2 separate regions of the Homo sapiens genome follow, and region 2 is linked to region 1. The links are chromatin loops, found by intact Hi-C in ENCODE. Cell type or tissue: sigmoid colon. All regions are shown on one strand.

The links. Hi-C counts contacts between places; a loop is a spot of excess contacts. Peaks named below come from ENCODE experiments on the same cell type or tissue, not always from the same donor. Only the 100,000 strongest peaks of a DNase experiment are listed, where the experiment ranks them.
Region 2: a loop joins it to region 1, with 6 times the contacts of the local background. A loop is called at or near these places in 7 of 110 quality-filtered maps.

Annotation. Positions count from the first base shown.
Region 1 is chr1:113,981,532-113,984,031 of GRCh38, reverse strand. It overlaps OLFML3 (olfactomedin like 3), which reads right to left. Exons shown (of 3, transcript NM_020190.5): 3 at 1,779-2,500. The coding sequence ends at 2,263. Among named protein-coding and RNA genes, the nearest start is that of OLFML3, 3.3 kb to the right of the region's middle. RefSeq lists enhancers at 1-725, 1,981-2,500. In sigmoid colon, no CTCF peak of the experiment used is centred here; DNase peaks (open chromatin) are centred at 854, 1,241, 1,571 and 1,921; H3K4me3 peaks cover 2,310 bases; H3K27ac peaks cover 2,194 bases.
Region 2 is chr1:114,092,406-114,094,905 of GRCh38, reverse strand. SYT6 (synaptotagmin 6) reads left to right here. Exons shown (of 8, transcript NM_001253772.2): 7 at 1,103-1,171. The coding sequence ends at 1,120. Among named protein-coding and RNA genes, the nearest start is that of SYT6, 60 kb to the left of the region's middle. In sigmoid colon, a CTCF peak has its summit at 1,182 (motif pointing left); a DNase peak (open chromatin) is centred at 445.

The sequences.
Region 1 (2,500 bases):
CGTTAAGAATGTACTTCAAATACATATTCCTTGACGTCACTTATACACACGGAGTCTCAGGTTATGCTCTCATCAAGGGCATCAGAGCCGCTCCTGGTGTTTGGTGCTCTAACAAGGTAACTCCAGAGACACGGCCTGACCCTACAGCCTCCTATCACACACTCATACAGCCACACAAGCTAGCAGACAAGCTCCCCTGCCACATGCAGGCACATATACACATACACGTACACATACGCAGTCACACTAGGGAGCAGACAAGCACCTCTGCCACACACAGGCACCTCCCACCCCCAACACACACACACACACACACACACACAGTCACGCTAGGGAGCAGACAAGCTCCCCTTCCACATGGGGCACCCACAGTCCCCACACTGCTCTGCCAGCCGTGTGGCCCAGACCCCATTCTCCAGGCCTGTGCTCAGAATGCCCTTCCCCCTCAACCCCTCCCTGTGCACCACGTGTGCCGCAGCCAGCTGTTCTGTGGGCAGACCCTTCCGTGGGCTGACAGGTGGTGATTACTGTTGCCAGCCCCACATTAGGAGAGAATTCAATGGGAGAGAGCCCCTGCCCGCCCCGGTCTCCCTATAATAGCGCCTTTCTGAGGTGCTTCACTGTCTTTCTTTCCCCATCCTCATCAACCTACGTCTGGAGCAGCTCTGCCTGAGGAGAAAAGAAAAGAAGATAAAGGGAGGCTCACAGGGCCCTGACTGAGCCACCCCACCTGGGGCGGGAAGGAGGGCTGTGCTTTGGGGAGAAGGCTGTGCCCCCTTCCCGCACTTGGCTAGAGCAAATAACCAAGAGGACCCCCAGGCATGCCTGAGGTGGACTCCTCATGAAAGCAGTGGATCCTGCCCATCAGCCAGCCTTGCCCCTGCGAGCTGAGCATGCAGCAGTGAGGGTGAGGCTGGGGTGGGGGCCTGGTGCAGAAATCAGCAGATTCCTGGAGACTGGAGTCCAAAGCCTGGAGCCTTCCTCCTCCTCTCCCTTCTCCCTTCCCTCTTCCCCACATTACGCTCTGCAATCCAACGCCAGAGGCCAGGGTATGGGCCAGAGAGGGTTAAGTTTCCAGAAGTCCTGACGGGCTTCAGCCAGGTTCAGGGCTGGAGTGGGTAGGTGAGGGTGATGAGAGTGGAGAAAAGGAAAGCAAGAATAGGCTGCAGACCGTGTAAGGCCAACATCTGGGACACGGTCACTGCCCCTCCTCCCTGCACAAACCGCAGACGCCGTGGCAGCAGGAAAATCAGAGCGGTCCAGACCAAGAATGATTGTGCAACCTGGCCCTGCAGGAGCACAACGCTGGAGGTGGGAGTGGAGGTCTGGGGTGCGGGGCAGAGTCCACTTTAGAGGGGAGACTTCAGTTCTTACTAAAAACACAGGCATTCAGGGCTCTGGTTTCCACACTAGAATGCAATGCAACTAACATGCATTTTGTAGTTCAAAATCCTCTGAGAATCGGAACTGGAATCTCTGCCCTGGGCCCCAGTGTCTCACAGCCAGAGGCACGGTGCCACTGAGGTTCTAGGATGGCTGCTGTGGATTGGCTGCTGTGGATGGCGGTGGGTGTGGAAGGAGGCCTTTCGTCCAGCCTCCTAAAGTGGCGGGATTCTGCCACCTCCCCCAGGCGCCTCACAGTAAACTCTTCCTCAGCAAAGGGAGCCCCGCCCAAGTCTTTAATATGGCTCAAGGAGTGGGGATGGGTTGGGAGGGAGAAACTGGATGGTCAGGGGGAAGTTTGATCTGAGGGCTACCCCAAACAAACACAGGAGAGGAGCAGTGGATTTTCCTTTTAATGCAAAATGTTGCAATACAAAACAATGTGGAGAAAGTCCTGTTCCTCAGGACACTGAAGGGAGGAGTGAGGAAGAGAGGACAGAGCTGGACGTCTCCTCCTATTTCTCCCTCCCCAAGTCACTCTGAGGGGAAGAACACTGCTGCCTGCTCCCTGGGCCTGCCCGCATACAAGGTTAGAGCCCTGGGTCTGGGGCATCCTTAGCCTGAAATTTGTTGACATGGGGCAGGAGAGCAGGAGGGAACATTGAGGGTTTTGACTCTTCGGGCTCTAAAAGGATTACTCAGGATCTGGAGTTCCGTATGAAACAAAGGAGCTGAAAGAATTTGATTGCCATTGGCTAAAAATATAGAGGATTTGAGCCACAACTGGCCCACATTTGAAGAATGAGGAACAAGAAATTTAGTGGGGATATAATATAAATGTATGGGAGTGAGAAAGATGCAAAAAACAAGGCTAGCTCCTCAAACCTCCTCCTCTTTCTTCCTCATCTCCAGCTTATAGACAATCTGGTAGCCATCATCCCAGGCATAGAGCTGGCGTTCTCGGGGGTTATAGCGGAGGCTGGCATGGGCACCATATCTGCGGGGAAAATAAGGGAGTGCTGCCCGTTCAGGGGTCAGGGTGCCGCTGGCATCAAAGGAGCACTGGATGCGGGCCCGACTGGCAGGACGGGTGTTATAGACGACATAGAGGGTCCCA
Region 2 (2,500 bases), 110 kb before region 1:
ATTGTGCTTGGAGGCAATCCTCCCGCTCATCCTCAGAGCTCACATCCTGCCTTCTTTTCGTTCCCGTTCTGGATATTGAGCAAGAACTTTGCTCCTGAAACTTGTATCTCCCATTTGTATAATCATAAAGAAATCTCCTCCAGCTCCTGGGAAGATAAATGGCATCATATCCGCAAAGCCCTCTGTATTTATCTTGAACCTTTCTTAAGGGATTTTCAAGTGCTGTGATCATTTCTTTTTTATTAATGAGAACAGAGGGCATTATACTTGCTCACTTGTTTGGGGCTCAAAATAAGGCTGAGGGGAACAAATTAACTGAAAAGGTGTCTTTCCCTGCTGGGATTCTTTCATAAATAAAAATTCATTGAGCCATCACAAGTGGCCTTTCCCAGCTGCAGCACCAGCCCCCTTCCCTCTCAGCCCAGAGCCATGTGTCATCATTGTTACCACACACAGAGTTGACCAGCGCTCTTCTCCAAGGCATTTTATTACGGGGGCCGGGTTCAGATCATCTGCCAGAGATGTTAAATCTCTGTTGGAACGTGACCCATTTCAGAGCAACAAAAGACCTTACTGGAACACAGGCATTCTGAAACAATAATCTCCCTGTGTGCTGGGGACAGGTATGCTGCCATTTCAGAGCCACTGTAAGCCTCCTGGAATCATTCGCCTTTCCATTGTCCACAAACCCCATCTCCTCCCTTTGTTTATCTTCATAGGAAAACTCAGACTAGCAGGGGAGCCAGTGTTCCTTCTTCATTTGTTCTAGATAAACAGTTATGCTCCCTGCTACTACTCTTTGGGCTGTTACATAAAGGAAGAAAGACACTCTGTGTAGTCCTTTTATGTTTTCTCCTCTGACCTGGCCTATCAGTCAGGTTGTTTAAGTGGCATGCTTACTCAGGGAAGAAGCCAGTGATTATAATGTACCTTTCACCAACAGTAAAGGTTGTAACAGAAAAGTAGAACTCCTAAAATGAAGGTCTGTTAAATAAGAGCATTAGTAATCATGTGTTGTCACCTTCTGGTTAAGAAACACTTGAGTCAGAAGCCACAGTGGCCTCAACAACCAGGCATTTATTTATCTAAAATATTTCACCAGGGAAACCCTCGGTTGTGATTTCATTCACGTGGATGCTGCAAGCAGAGAGACTGCCACCTGGAGTTAGGAGTAAGTACCTGGTGTGGACCCAAAGACGTTAGGTTGCTTATTACCTTTTGTCTCCTTCTTCCCCTAGTGTGGCCAGATGCTGAGATAGCAGCAGGATGGAGTGGAAAGAACACTTGGTTGGGTGTTAGGAGACCTGGTTTCGGGTTCTGGCTCTGCCCCTAGCTAGCTGTGTCTTGACTTCTCTGTCTTTGTTTTCTTATTTGCGAGAACAAGAAGGTTAGACTGGATCAGCTTCCAAGCCTGCCTCCAGTGCTGACATGCTAAGATTGCTTAGGTCTAGGTCACATAATGGTGGTCATCGGTACCTGATTGTCTGGCCTTTGGTTAGTCATAAAGATCTTCAGCTGGCCTGAACAGGGAGTCCTAAGAAGCCCATGAAGAACCGAGCCCAGAGAAGGGTAACAGAAGCTTTCCTTAGAATTGAAAGCATTAAGGTAGTTTAGTAGGTCTGGGTCCTTCCTGAACTTCATGGGTTTCCCATCTACTCCGCAGGTGATGCTGGATAGAAAGTGATCTATTCCTCAGGTGGCTCGGCCCTTCTAGGAATGGCTGTATTGAGGGAGAACCACATCCTCCCCCGACCCCAAACCTCCATGTATGCATGATGCATAGTAGCAGCTTCTACTCAGCCCCCTCACTCCATAGTGGAGACCCTCAACGCTCATGAGAAGCAGAAGGGGCTGCACTTCCAGGTCAGGAAGGCCATCTTGACCACCTACCTACCTCTTAACTCTGGAGCTCTGTCCTGCAGACACCCAGGACAGTACTGGGTCTCTTCAGCCCACTCCAAGGATGGGTGAGCAGTGGACACTGACTCACTTTGAAGTTATTAACATAAAGCCCCCAGGCAGGTCAAGAATATTCATGGGGTCAGATCTTTGCTCAGTAAATATTGCTGGGGTTATGACTGCTGCAGCGATGACTGGTTAAAGAAGGATTGAATGGTTCAAGTCCACCCAGCCTCAGCCCTGTCCTTCACTCCATTACGCCTCATTACATCACCCCTTTCACAGAAGGGTTAGAGTCAGGCTGATAGGAGGCAGTCTGTGACCTAGGAGAACTGGGGAGGAGAAAGGGGTTGCAGAAGCCCAGAAGGGTCTGCTCACACCTCTACCTCTCCACAAGTCAGGTGCAAATGCCCATAGGAAGAATGAAAAACAAAGGAGACAGCTCAAAGCTAAAGCAGTATCAGATTTTTAGCTGTACTGTCAGCTCCCAGACAAATTGCTAATAATGCATGACCATGGGTTCTTGGCAGTAAGGACATATTCTGCACACTGCCTCTTTCGCTGCTAACATAATATGATTTTCAGTGTGAAAAATGGCTGA